Linked DNA regions of Homo sapiens: region 2 is linked to region 1. A link is a loop called in an ENCODE intact Hi-C map of the cell type or tissue named here. Cell type or tissue: spleen. All regions are shown on one strand. Each heading gives the region's core, and the rest is flanking DNA. Links, peaks and the distances in the headings are about the cores only. Region 1 overlaps LINC01983 (long intergenic non-protein coding RNA 1983). Region 2 has its middle 71 kb from the start of TFRC.

The links. Peaks named below come from ENCODE experiments on the same cell type or tissue, not always from the same donor. Only the 100,000 strongest peaks of a DNase experiment are listed, where the experiment ranks them.
Region 2: a loop joins it to region 1, with 2.8 times the contacts of the local background. A loop is called at or near these places in 14 of 110 quality-filtered maps.

The regions. Positions count from the first base shown.
Region 1 is chr3:195,846,474-195,855,273 of GRCh38, reverse strand. All of the region lies in intron 1 of LINC01983 (long intergenic non-protein coding RNA 1983), which reads left to right. It overlaps LOC107984010 (a long non-coding RNA gene), which reads left to right and starts at 8,164. Exons shown (of 2, transcript XR_924880.3): 1 at 8,164-8,237. RefSeq lists an enhancer at 3,951-4,451. In spleen, for the core only: CTCF peaks have their summits at 3,985 and 4,197 (motif pointing right); a DNase peak (open chromatin) is centred at 4,223; H3K4me3 peaks cover 399 bases; H3K27me3 peaks cover 1,274 bases.
Region 2 is chr3:196,007,968-196,013,854 of GRCh38, reverse strand. No RefSeq gene overlaps it. Among named protein-coding and RNA genes, the nearest start is that of TFRC, 71 kb to the left of the region's middle. In spleen, for the core only: no CTCF peak of the experiment used is centred there; DNase peaks (open chromatin) are centred at 4,664 and 4,854; H3K27me3 peaks cover 1,559 bases.

The DNA.
Region 1 (8,800 bases), core at 2,839-5,338:
ATCCACCGGTCTCAGCCTCCCAAAGTGCTGGGATTGCAGGTGTGAACCACTGCGCCTGGGCCCATTATGCTATTTGAGCAAAAGATTTGTTAAGCACACCTCTACACTCCTCCCTCCCTCCCTCCCTTCCTCCCTCCCTCCCTCCCTCCCTTCCTCCCTCCCTCCCTATCTTTCTGATAGGGTGTTGCTATTCTTGAGTAACTGGATCTACAGGCATGCACCACTGCACCTGGCTCAAGAACTTTCTTCTTACACTGTACATATTTTGGTAAAAATGAAATCCTGATGAAGCTTCTAAAAGCCTTATTGTACTTAGTTTTACTTAAATATAGACAGTTCAGGAAAGCAGGTATTTCTGCCACTGGTTGTGTGACCTTAGGCAGGCCCCTGTTTTCCCTGGGCCTGAGTTTCACAGACCGTAAAGGAGGAGATCGGGCCCCTCCCAGCTCTGGCGTTCTGTCCCAGGAAGGAGAAGGCCGACGGCGGAGGCTGATGCTTTGGCCCTTCCCAGAGCTGCCTCTGCTGTCTGTGCCTCTTTTCTTTGCTCTGTCATCTTCCCTTGCTAAAGGCCCTGGGTTGGGCCCCAGCTCTGCTACTTGTGTGCAACTTCATTCTAGCCTTTTATTTTATTTTATTTTATTTTTTGAGATGGAGTTTCACTCTTGTTGCCCAGGCTGGAGTGCAATGGCACGATCTCAGCTCACGGCAACCTCTGCCTCCCGGGTTCAGGCGATTCTCCTGCCTCAGCCTCCCAAGTAGCTGGGATTACAGGGATATGCCACCACGCCCGGCTAATTTTGTATTTTTAGTAGAGACGGGGTTTCTCCATGTTGGCCAGGCTGTTCTTAAACTCCTGACCTCAAGTGACCCACCCGCCTCGGCCTCCCAAAGTGCTGGGATTCCAGGCGTGAGCCGCCGCGCCCGCCCATTCTAGCCTTTTAATCTCTCAATGGCATCAGTTTCCTCGTCTTGAAATGGGGTTGAGAAATTGTGAGGAATTCAAAGCGTCAGAACTTCCAGCTGCGAGACCTTATTTCCTGTTCACTTTTGCTTCTTCCCTGCAGACCAAGTTGGAGGTGCGTCCTCCTTTTGCCAGACCTCCTCTTGTGCCTCTTGCTGTATGCAGAGCGTCGTGATGACAGTAAGAGAGAAACCACCAGTCCCCTCCCGGTGGGAGCTTGCATCTGGGTGGGAGGGGCTCATAGAGGAGGCAGTTGAGGAAATGCGTAATGGTTGTGGGGCAGGGGTGGAGGTGAGGGGAGGCAGGCACAGCCAGACTGTGAGCCAGGCAGGACTGGGCAGATTTGGACATGGGTGGCCTGAGTGGCAGCAGCATCAAGGGTTCTGGGACCAAAGCCACTTGTTTTGGTGCTGGTCTCAGTGCCCTCCACCCACGTCCTCCAAACCCGAGGAGGCCTCGGGGCTGCCTGTGGAGGTCCATGGCCTGTGGCCCATTCTCATCTTGTGCCTCTCAGGCGAATTTTCTATTTGGGTTGTTGTATTTTTCAGTTCTAAAATTTTCATATTTCTTTTTAATATTTCATGTATCTGCCAAGATGATGTATCTTTTTGTTCACTTCAGTAGTGTTTGTTCTTACTCCTTGGAGCATGGTTATAACAGCTGCTTAACGTCTGTGATATTCCAACACCTGCCTCATCTTGGGATTGGCCTCAGTTGCTTGTCTTTCTCCTTGTGAGATGTGAGAGTTCTGTGGTTCTTTGTACGTTGAGTAGTTTTGGATTGTATCTTAGACTCTGTGAAGATGAAGTTATGAGATTCTGGGTCTTGTTTAAAGCCTGCAGAGAATGTTATTTTTGTTTGTCAGCAGGTTGGTTTTAGCAGGTAGTTGACTTAGGCTGAGACCCCAAGTTCCAGCGAGGGCAGCTCCAATGTCAGTTTTCAAGTCTCTGTATTTTGTGGTTGGGATCTGCCCCACACGTGCACAAACCAGTGGCCAGTCTGGGACCGGGGTGATAATCTACCCACGGTTCAGTTCTCAGGGCCTTCGGTGTGCAATTTACGGTCCGCGCCTGCGCCGTCGAGGGATACTTACGGCCCGCGCCTGCGCCGTCGAGGGATATTTACGGTCCATGCCTGTGCCGTCGAGGGATGGGCCCAGGAGCTTGGATCCAGCTTTATGGGATTCCTGCCCTGAGCACCTCCTTCTCTTCAGTCTCTGTGACACTTTCTGGCTTTGGGGCCACCCCACCCCACCCTTATTCCCCCACCCTTTCTGGCTCTTTGGCTTGAAGGCCTGGGCTTTAGCTTCCCTGCTTCACCACACACTTCCTGAGACTGCAGCTGCCTCTGCGGCCAAACAAAGAGAAGATGGAACGAGAAAAAAAAGCCAATGGGAATTTCCTCCATACTTTTGGAAGCACAGATCCTCTGGTCAGAGAGAAGAGTTCTCTGTGCCTGTCCAGCTGTTGTGGTGGGTTTGCTGTAAACTAGGTACCCATTGACTGATGCCAACTATGGGATGCCTTGTGGGTCATCCAGAGGGCAGATGTGGGCCTGAAACTGAAAACTGTGATCACAGCCTGTAACCCCTTGTCACCTGCTGGAATGTAAGCTCCAGTGAGGACAGGCCTTCATTGCTTTGTTCATCGATGTATCTCCAAGTGCCTAAAACAGCGCCTGGCACATGGTAGGCACTCAGTAGGTATTTGCTGAGCTTGGTGAACTATCATTTCTGGTAATAGGAGCCTCTGCCATTTACCCTGTACAGAGGCTGTAAACCTACGAAACTCAGTGTTCCCTTTCTAGGACAAATATTTTGCAACACCTTTACTTTACTGAAATGAAATTCCAAAGGTAATATAATCTGTCCACATACCGTGTTTAAACATCAGCCTACTGTCAGTCACAGATTCGGGGTTTGCCTTACTATACTGAAATTAAATTCCAAAGGTAATGTAATCTGTCCACATACCATGTTTAAACATCAGCGTACTGTTGATCGCAGATTTGGGGTTTGCCACCCACACCAGTCATCCAGGACCAAGACCCTTCCTCCAGCTGCAGGAGTGTCGGCTGCTCACAGCTCACAGCTGAGGCCCAAGAGAGCCACATTTTTGTCCCTGGGGGGAGGGGAAGCACACATCCAGTGACCGGTCGAGTCTCCACTCCGGCATCAATTTGGGACATCTCTGAAGGCCACCCCAGGCCTAAGCCCTGAGGGACCAGCTGCATCCTCTGCTATGACTATATCACAGCTCCACTTCTCCCTCTGCCCGATCCTGTATTATCTGCCCCTCACAGGCACACAAATCTCCCTCTCAGAGTGTTTCCTGGGGAACTCGACCCAAGATGATGCCCTAAGTGTTGTACAAGAGATAAGAGGCTGGGTGTCGTGGCTCACGCCTGTAATCCCAGCACTTTGGGAGGCTGAGGCGGGCACATCACTTGAGGTCAGGCGTTTGAGACCAGTCTGGCTGACATGGTGAAACCTCGTCTCTACTAAAAATACAAAAATTAGCCCAGCATGATGGCGCATGCCTGTAATCCCAGCTACTTGGGAGGCTGGAGAATCACTTGAACCTGGGAGGCAGAGGTTGCAGTGAACCGAGATCACTCCATTGCACTCCAGCCTGGGTGGCAGAGCAAGACTCAAAAAAAAGAAAAAAAAAGGAGAGATAAGAGAAGCGTAGTTTATAATAAATGTGTTCTCTGCACACACACTTAGGCGTGACTACACTAGGACCTCATAGCATGAGTTTCTCAGGTCCCCCCTCAGACCAACTGGACAGGAGACTGCACTTTGACAAGTTCCGCAGGCATTTGTGTGCACTGGCGCGTGAGAAGCGTTTCTCTAAGATGTTACAAGGGTCAGATGCTTGTGCCTAAGTGACTGTGTGACACACGAGGGCGGACGCACGAGTCACGGCCACTCAGATACCACACGCGGCAGGTGCCGCCAGTGATAAGATTTCCACGTCGGTGAACAACTGTTGGTAAAGTGCCGAACAAAACACGTTATGAAACTTTCTCAACTTACACAGTAGTTGCATTCCCGGAAAATTCAGTTTGTCTTAAAATTGTTCGCAAGACTATTTTGTCACGTAGGATCCGTGACATTTCCTCATGGCGCATCACTGCCCCACGCATTGCAGGAGGCCGGGCCCTTCGCGCCGGTAGCCCTTGGCTCGGTGACAACTGAAAACACCCCCAGAGCTTCCCACACTGTCCACTAGGGGACATCACTGTCCTCGTTGAAACACTCCCAGAACTTCCCACACTGTCCACTAGGGGTCATCACTGTCCTCGCTGAGAACGACTGGTCCACCAGAGAGAACCCTGTGCTTGGAACTTGACATGGTATTACACGAATCCTCCTGACAAGCATAAGAAGTCTTATATTCTCTCTCTTTAGCTAAGAAAACCAAGTTCAGAGAAGTTCAGCAGTTTGTCCAGGGTCACACAGCTAGTAAGCAGGTAGCAAGCAAGATCTGGACCCAGGTCTTCCTGTCACCAAAGCCCATGTTTGCCACAACGTGTGCTTTCCAGGTGTTTGTAGGTGATCAAGAGTTGCACGGTCCCTAGGCCGTGGCCAGGTTTATTTATTTATTTATTTATTTTTATTTTTATTTATTTATATTTTCTAGATGGAATCTCGCACTATTGCTCGGACTGGAGTGCAATGGTGCAATCTCAGCTCACTGCAACCTCTGTCTCCCGCGGTTCAAGTGATTCTCCTGCCTCAGCCTCCTGAGTAGCTAGGATTACAGGCGCCTGCCACCACACCCGGCTAATTTTTTGCATTTTTTAATAGAGTAGTTTCACTATGTTGGCCAGGCTGGTCTCGAACTCCTGACCTCGTGATCCGCCCATTTCGGCCTCCCAAAGTGCTGGGATTACAGGTATGTGCCACCGTGGCTGGCCTATTTTTTATTTTTATTTTTGAGACGGAGTCTTGCTTTGTTGCCCAGGCTGAGTGAAATGGCACGATCTCAGCTCCACTGCAACCTGCGCCTCCCAAGTTCAAGTGATTCTCCTGCCTCAGCCTCCCCAGTAGCTGGGATTACAGGTGCCTGCCACCACACCTGGCTACTTTTCGTATTTTTAGTAGAGACGGGGGTTTTGCCATGTTGGCCAGGCGGGTCTCGAACTCCTGACCTCAGGTGATCCACCTGCCTCAGCCTCCCAAAGTGCTAGGATTACAGGCGTGAGCCACCGAGCCAGGCGGTGGCCCATAAGTTTTAAAAAGCTCTCCACGGAGTTGTCATGAGCACCCAGGACTGAGAGCCCCTGAGCTTCACTTGGAATTAACGTGAGCTTGAGCGAGGCTTTGCAGCACGCCGGGCTTGGCAGGTGCAGGCGGAGCGGACCGAGGCGCTGAGGCCGGGGCTGCGCTGGGAGGGGAGCGCGTCCTCCGCGGGCCGGGGTGGGGCCTCCCTGTCTGCGCGCGCCCCCTGCCGGCGGCACCCGGCCCTGCGGCTTCAGCGCGTCGGTCCCGGCTGGAGCTGAGCGTGGCTGGAGAACAAATCCACAGCCAAGTGTGCGTCCGGCTCCTCCGGGAAGCAGTCGTGAGATGGGGATTAAACTCCCCAGGGTTCTATTAGGGGAGGTGACTGTGTGAGAGAAAATAAGGAGGCAGCCAGAGGAGCTGGGAGAGCCTTCAGACGGCCATGCAAGTCTGCACCTGCGTGAAGGAACGAGGGAGGGAGCGCCCCAGACCCGCCGTGTGCCTTCCTACCCCTGCCCTCCCACCCCTGCCGCAGCCAGCCGCTGCCTGGGGCTGCCCCGGGAGGCCCGGCCTCAGCGCACACCACGCTCAGGTGTGCAGCCTTCCAAGGGCTGCAGCTGGGCCTCGGAGTGATGGGAGGTCCCTTCCTCTTCGTGGCCACCTCACCAGTGTCATGGCTAGGAACGTGGGCTTTCGTCAAGACCGCCTGGGCATACCCCACTCCCGCCTGGGTGTAGGATCGCGAACAACTTTCTCACCCTTCTCGAGCCTTGGTTTTCTCTTCCGTATCATAGACATCAAAAGAATTTGCCACAAAGAGTGGTCACAATGCTAAGTGCTTGGCATGCGGTAGAGACTCGATCATCCTTAGCTGTTGTTATTCGTGTCAGAGGCGTGTGAACCAGAGCGACTGCATCTTGAATGGGAGCTGGGTAACATGAGGCCGAAACCTACTGGGCTGCATTCCCAGATGGTGAAGGCATTCTAAGTCACAGGATGAGATAGGAGGTTGGCACAAGATACAGGTCATAAAGACCTTGCTGATAAAACAGGGTGCAGTAAAGAAACCGGCTCAATCCCACCAAAACCAAGATGGCCATGAGAGTGACCTCTGGGCGTCCTCATGGCTACACGCCCACCAGCACCATGACAGTTTACAAATGCCATGGCAACATCAGGAAGTTCCCCTACATGGTCTAGCAAGGGGAGGCATGGATAATCCACCCCTTGTTTAGCATATCAGCAAGAGAGAGCCATAAAAATGGGCAAAGCAGCCCTCAGGCCTCCATCTGTGGTGCAGCTGTTCTTTTATTCCTCTACTTTCTTAATAAACTTGCTTTCGGGCCGGGCATGGTGGCTCACGCCTGTCATCCCAGCACTTTGAGAGGCCAGGGGCTGGGGCGGGTGGTGGATCATGAGGTCAAGAGTTCGAGACCAGCCTGGCCAACATGGTGAAACCCTGTCTCTACTAAAAATACAAAAATTAGCCAGGCGTGGTGCGGGCGCCTGTAATCCCAGCTACTCGGGAGGCTGAGGCAGGTGAATGGCTTGAACCTGGGAGCCGGAGGTTGCAGTGAACCGAGATCATGCCACTGCACTCCAGCCTGGGTGACAGAGCGACTCTGTCTCGAAATAAAAACAAACAAACAAAAAAATAAACTTGCTTTCACTTTACAGACACACCCTGAATTATTTCTTGCACAAGATCCAAGAACCCTCTCTTGGGATCTAGATCGAGACCCCTTCCTTGTAACATTAGGACTCTTCAACTATTCCCATGTTATCTGAAAGAGTGTAAAGATACAGTCTATTCCAGAAGGAAATCTTTCTTGTAAATCCATCAAATATTTACATGTTCAGAGCCGCCTTCGCCCAGGATGGGGACACTGGGGATTCTTTCTGCTCTACCCTAGCTTTTCCCTCCCTCCTCCACATCCAGGGGGTCCTGGAGGCCCTTCTATCCACCCAGGACCTTGGCTCCGTCCAATCTTCCTCTTCCTGGAGCAGACGAGAAGACTTTAGGAGCCATGGAGGAGGGGAGAGGGTGAAAGAAAATGGCCCTCGGAAAGGCACAGCCACAAAACCAGCGCACCTTTCTTTTGCCATCATTGGTGGCCTCACGACTCTGGTGCACTGTTATGCTGAGAGCATCTCTATTTCCCCTCCATTTTCATAAAGATACCCCCACCCCCAGGAAGGGTGTGGGGGCCAACTCGGTGGCCTGTAGCGTTGTCCATGGATGAGCAGGAGAAGCACTGGGGAGGGTGTGGCCTGGTCCGGCTTGGAGGTGGGGGAGGCGCTGTGCAGGGCTGCTCCTGGGAGTCTGCAGAGGTGGGCACAGGGTGAACCGAAGGTGTGGTGTCCGGGGCGGGGGTGATCAGGGAGGAAGCCCCTCCTTGGTCCCAGGGAGCAAGACCCAGGCCTGAACCGAGGCACCAAGCAGGAAGTGCCAGGGTTTGTGACAGGCTGGAAAGGAGGGAAGGGGGCAGCGCAGGCCAGCCCAGGACAGCCGGGACTGCCCTCCTCCGGGCGTGTGGACAGATCAGGCATGTCACCGGTGGGGCCCCGCACCTAGCGCCAGCCCCAGCTAGACCCATCACCGGCCTGTGCCTTCTTTTCTCCCCAGGACAGGCTTGGCCGTGGTCATTCCAGAGGGGCCCAGAGGCGGTGAGACTCTGGGGCAAGTCCTTGCTCTGCAGCCTTGTCCTCCTGGTGACCCCATCATCTCTGCTGACCCATGTTCCGCAAGCCGAGTGACTAATGCACAAAACCTCCCTGGGGAGAGCAGAGACCAGGCCACACTCCGAAATGGAAACGGAGCCCAAAGGGGTGTGGCTGATAACCTGGGCAACCTCTTTCTCTGCCCATAGGTGCCAAGAGAGGAGCGAGGCCCAGGGCGGGGGAGGAAGAGGGCAAGGGTCAGAAGTGGGCAGGCAGAGGGAGTGGACACCAGACAGCTGGGGAAAGATTTCCCACTAGACAGGAAGCTCCATGAGGGCAGAGACCAGGTTTATCTCCTGTACCCACAGCCTGGCAAGTAACAGGTACACGGTAAGTACTCATGAGCCACCGCACCCGGCCCCCTTGTCTGATCTTGGTGATCTTGGTGGGGAAAATTATATACTTGCCCAGTGGGAAGATGTTTTGATCTAAAACTGCTTAATGATTTTTTTGCCACTCTCTGTCATTCGGTTCTGCCGTTTAGTTGCAGCCTAGCCTGGGAGGTCTCGTCCCACAGCCTCACTGGGGAGGCAGAGTCACCCACTGGCTATTTTTCCAGCCTCAGCAGACATCTCTATAACTGCTGTCACACTTTTGCTAATTTTACTGAAAGATGCGACAAAATCCCTGCAAACAAGTTGTGATGTGAGCTGCCTTCAGCTTCTGATACGATTCCTCCTTCGAAAACATGCACCAGCCCCCCGCATGGGACTTTGCTGGTCACTTCATATTCCACTGGAGGCCACCGCCAAGGTTTGCAGGAAGCCCGTGGGTCTTGAAGAGCTAAACTGAAAGGTTAGCCAACTCCAGAGACTGACCTCCTCGGAAGAGTCTGATCACTTTTCTCGTTTCCTGAGGAGTGGTTAGTAACATAGGCAAAGCCAGAATTTCCC
Region 2 (5,887 bases), core at 3,213-5,712, 160 kb before region 1:
CACTGAGACTCTCACAGGAGGGGGCATGCAGGGGAAGGGGCTGCAGGGCCAGGAGTGTGAGGGGGTCCCAGAGTCACACATCGCATCAGGAGGAGGTGAAGCTCCTGGGGCCCGGGCCTGCTGGCCTCCTCTGAGCTGGTGCTTGGGGAGGAAAAAATATCAAAGTAAGTTGTGTTGATGGTTCCATCGTCATGCAGGGTTGGAGTAATGACCAAGCTGACCAGCAGTTTAAGTGTTTGTTAATCGCCTTCTGGGGACAGGAGCAGGTTAACTGAGTGCGTTTGAGGGACAAAAACAAACAGAGCATTTATTTTTATGATTCATAAAGCCAAGACTGCTAAATGAATGCCCATTGAAAACACGATGGGAATTTAAACAGCCTTCGGAAGGAACCCCCCGGTCTCTGTATTCACACACGTCAGGCTGTTTGCGCGTCGGTGCGGGAGCAAATATTCCTCCCAACTGGTTTTCTGCCACGTCTGAGGGCTTTGAAGATGCTGAGGTCCTTCGGTATGTCCATGGCTCACAAAGGCCCCATTTGGTGGCATTGGACGCAGCTGCAGCCACCTGTGCCTTTATTCAGGCTCCTGCTAAAACAGACAGGGCACAGCTGCTGACTGCTCCTCCTCAGCTTTCTTCAAGATGCTGGGGGAAGCACGGGTGCTTCTGCTGTGACTGATGTGGCAACCGTCCCAGAGGTGCCTCCTCCGCCCGCCACACCCCACAGACCTGAGAGGCCTTGACTGGAGCAGGCCCTGCCCATACCTTGGTTTTGGACTTCATGCCTCCAGAGCTGTGAGAGAAGAAACTTCGATTGCTTTAAGCCCCTGGGTTTCTGGTAACTGACTACAGCAGGTGTGGGAAGCCAGCATCCTTCCACATTGGTGCAGAGGATTCTGAGATGTCCAGGTAGACTTGGCTTTTTACCAGGGTGCAATTGAATTGAGATATCGTTTAGTACAAAGTTTAATTTTAAACATTTTGTGGAGTACATCAATTTTTTAACCTGATTATAGTAAACTCTTTGCCTAATAATAGGTCATGAAGAGTTCTCCTTATGTTTTCTTCTAAAATGTTTACACTTTTGTAGTTTTCATTTTAGATCTGTGATTAATTTCAGTTAAGTATTCATAAGATGTGAGGTTTAGATTGCAGATATTTGCACATGCCCGTCAACATGATTCATAACCGTTTGTTGGAAAGACTCCTTCCCTCCATGACTCCTTTTGCATATTTGGCATGTTTGTGTTCTGGACACTGTATTCTGTTTCAAGGATCTATACGTTTGCTACTCTGCAAATGCCACCGTCTTGATGACTGCAGATTTATAGTAAGTCTTAAAATAAAGTAGTTTTAATTTTATGTTTTCTCCAACTTTGTTCTTCTTCAGTATCAAGTTGCATATTCTCTGTCTTTTGCCTTTCCATATAAAGTTTAGAATCAGCTCGGTTTAAACATTTTTGTGGGATTTTAATTGGAATTGCATTAAACTACAGATCAATTTGGGGAGAGCTGATGTATTTACCATGTTGGGTCTTTCAATCTATGAACATGTTGTTTCTCCATTTATTTATACATACATACATATATGCAAAAATTGTCTTCATAGGTCTTTTGTAGTAACTTGGAGATCCTGTACATGTTTGGAAAGATTCATACCTAAATGTTTCATTGTTTGGACCTGTTATACAAAGGCATTTTTTAAAAAATTGAGTCTCCAATTATACATTGCTATTATGGAAAAATATGATTGGCTTTCTATGTAAATGTAGAAATATGATTTGTTGATCATAAATTCTACTTTGCTAAATTCATTCATTATTTCTGAGAGTTATTTATTTATTTTGTTTTTGTGTTTCTTGGGATTTTCTGTGTGTAAAATCATGTCATCTACAACTAAGGACACTGCTGTTTTCTCTCCAATCAATATGCATTTTATTTCTTTTTCTTGCCTTGTACTGACTGGGATTTTAAGTGTGATGTCCAATAGGATTAGAAAATCTGGGCATTCCTATCTTCTGCCTGATCTCACTGAGAAAGCATGAGTCCCTCACTGTTGAGTGTGATGCCAGCCATAGACCTTCTGCTGATGCCCTGTTCAGGTTGGAGAAGTTCTCCTCTTATCTTTGTGGCTGAGTTTTTATCATAAATTGATATTGCTTTGTCAACTGCCTTTTGGCATCAATTGATATTATCATGTCATTTTTATTCTTTAAACTGTTAATATGATGTATTGCATTAGTTGATTTTACTTTTTAAGCTATCAAACCACCCTTGTATTCCTGGAGTAAATAGCACCACTTGGACTCTAGCATGGTATTCTTTACTCTTTTTGTTTATTGCCAGATTTAATTTGGTAACATTTTAATGAGGACTGTTATGTCTATATTCATGAAGAGTATTGATCTGTAGCTTTCTTTATTTGAATGCTCTTTGTCTGCATTTGGTATCCTGATGACTTGCCCTCATTAAATAATTTGGGGAGTCCTCCTCTTCTGTTTTTTGAAGACATTATGTAGAACTGATGGCATTTCTTTGTGAAATATTTATTAGAATTTCTTAGCCAAAAAAATGGGCCTGGAGATTTCTTTGTTAAAAGGTTTGGGAATACAAATAACCCTCTGAGGGTATTGCTTTCACATGGGGTGAGTTTGTGTTTTCTGAAGAATCCGTCCATTTTACCTGAGTGTTGAGTTCATGTGTATGGAGTTGTCATATTATTCCCTGTTTATCCCTTAGTGTCTGCAGTGTCTATAATGATGACCCATTTTTCTTTTTCAATGTTGGTAAACTGTGTCTCCCTCCTTTCCTTTTTTATTCAATGGTATTGTTAGAAGTTCACCAATTTTATTCAAATTTAATCAAAGAATTAGGTTTGGTGTCATTCATTTTTCTATTGTATTTTAAAATAATTTTGTTGTTTTTTGATCTTACCTTTATTATTTCCCTCCTCCTGCTTGGTTTTGATTCATTTTGGTTTCCTTTTTCTACCTTTTAAAAAGTCGAAACCTACATTATTGAGAACTTTCTATCTTTTTAGTATAATCTTTATTAATAGAGCAGTGTTACCACCTCACTGTGGACTTCGTCTATTTCTCTTTTTGGGTTTTTAAATTTTTGTTTCAAGTATTTTAGAGTTCTGGCATTTGGTGAATTCACATTTAGGATTGTTGTTTTCTTGACCCTTTTGTCATTATTTTTTTCTTCTCTTTATCCCTGGTGATTTTGTTTGCTTCAAAGCCTACTTTGCCTGATACTAACGTGGCTTATCCCACTGTCTTCGATGAGGGTTTGCATGGTGTTTGCTTCACTTTTTGCCTTTTGATTTTCATTCTATCTCTATCATTATATTTGGGGTGATTTAATTTTACACAGTGCATCACTGTCTAGGAAATAAAATGTACATAGTTAACTTTTCACACTTTGCCTGGAACCCATATTTGCTAGTTGGAATTTGTGAATCCATCTTCATGTAGGTCTCCTTCACCTGCCCCTCCAGTGGCAGGAGAGTTACAAGCTAGGTCTGCGCACTGAGTCTCCACGAGAAGATATTCTCATTTAAAACATTCCTTTCTCATGTTTTTCTCTGTTGTTAAGATTGGATAATTTCCATTAACCTATATTCAAATCCACAGACTCTTTGTTCCATTCTGATATTTCTTTACTGTCTTCTATAATCCCATCCAGTGAGGTTTTTTTCAAAAAGAACTTATTGCCCCTCCATTCTAAGATGTCCATTTGGTTTATATTTACATCTTCTAGTTCCTTCCTGAGATTTTCTCCTTTCTCATTTGTTTCAAGAGTGTTTGTGACTAGGGCTGCAGTGGTTTTATCACAGCTATTTTCATGTTTTTTGCCAGCGGATCACAACATCTCAGTCATCTTGGTACGGGCATGGGCTGGCTGGTTCCTGCGTGAGTTGCCATTTTCCTGGTTCTTCATATCCTAGTAAGGTTGAATTGCATTCTGGACACCATGAATATTACGTTAGGAGACTCTGCATCTTATTTCACTCCAATGAAGAATGTTGATTTTGTATTGGTTTGTTTTAGTGAGCATTAACCCGATTAAATTCAGGCTGTAAGTTTCAACTAACATTTTGTGGTCTGGGTTTCCCCAGCCAGTTCCTTTCTCAAAGCCTTCAATGCTGTTTGCATGTGCCCAGTGTGTGCACCGCCAGGGTCTAGGCTGAGGTCTGCCCATGAGCTCAAATCCACATGTGAACAGCTCAGGGCAGCCCAGGAGGCCACACGCCACTTACCAAGACTCTCCCTCTCCCGAATCTCCCTAAAATGTCCTTTCTCCCTGGGAACCCTCATTTTCATTCTCTAGCTAGAAAGCCGGGGATTTAGTTACCTGCTGAGCTGTGCACTCCCATGGCTGTGGCAGGCCTGGGCCAAGGGCTGGGAAGACGTGGGAGAAAGAAGCAGTGGGTCTGGCCCCATCCTGCTGGAGCCCCACATGGAGAGGAAGTTCCCCCACGGGGCTGGGTCCTGCCCTCTGCCATTGTCCCCACAGCTGCTGCCACAGACCCAGGTGATTGCCGGGGGCAGGGGGCAGAGGGCAGGGGGCAGGGTGTGGGGAGGGGTGGGGTGTCTGCCCTTCCCCTTAAGTCCTCTCTCTGTGGCCCCCAGCTCAGGCTGTGTGGTCCTTCCTGGAGTGTCCTGCACGTGGCCCCTGAGAGCTTGTGGACCCTGCTGCCTCGATGCGGGCAGGGGATGCAGGGGGGATGCGGGAGGGGACGCAGGTGCACCTGCTGCCTGGCCACTGCTCCTTATGTTCTGCCCCATTGTTCTTGCCAGAGTCCGTGGCCGGGGGCTCCCTGGGAGAGGTGAGTGGCATGTCTCCCCTCCTCAACCAGTAACAGGAGCCCCCTGAGCTGCGCCTTCCCAGCAAGGACTCCAGAGGGCTCTGGCCACAGACCTGCCACGGCTTGCTTATATGTTCAGGAACTAACATCGCTTAAATATTTATGCAAACTTCTGTCCATGGAGTCGTGGAGCTTCAACTACTGGGTACTTTTCATGGAGTCCTAGTTCACACGCACTAGTTTCCTTTTCTACTATTTATACTTTTGTGGAACGTTAAAAGTTGTTCTATAACATTTCTGTCCCCTAAAAATGTCTTTTAAAAATGAAATTTGATACATATGAAATACCGACGCTTCTACAGTTATGTCTTTGTCTGTGTGATCACGAGCTGGGACGGGTCAGCTCAGGTGGTGCTGAGGAACCACGTGGCTTAAGAGCTGTGACGATTTTCAGGACTTTGTTATGTAGAAGACGATTTCTGTTTCTACTTTGAATATAAACGTATGTCAGTAGGAATGAGGCGGGAAAGCCACCTCGTGGCACATCACTATGTGTTAAAAATTCTAAGACGTATCGTCCTGTGAAGAACTTCCAAAGGGATGGCTCTCACTGACGGACGGCTCCTGACCACGTTTCGCTGCTTCAGGGACGGTTCTGCTGCATTGGTCTTTCCTTGTGGGTAATGGCCAGGATTTAACCCCAGCGCAACCTACTGAAGCCCCACTCCTCTGACTTCAGAGCTGTCCAGGGCCCAGGCTATGAGGCAGCTGTTGAGAGGTCCCACGTACAGGTTGGGTGCACCTGTTTTCAAGGAACTTACAGGACAGCTCCGGGAACTGAGGCCGACACGACAATGGAGAATTCAGGCTTTGTTTCACTTTCTTAAAAAAGAAGTCCAATTAGATTTATGAGTATGACCATGACCATGCATAAATATAACTAATTTCTGAAAGTGCTACATACATGAGTGCTGGTTCTCGGGTGCCAGTACAATGCCACGTGTGTGAGGCTATCAACATTAGGAAGACAAAAGACACTCCCAAAATACAAGTCAGAACAGGGTCAAGTGCTGGAGG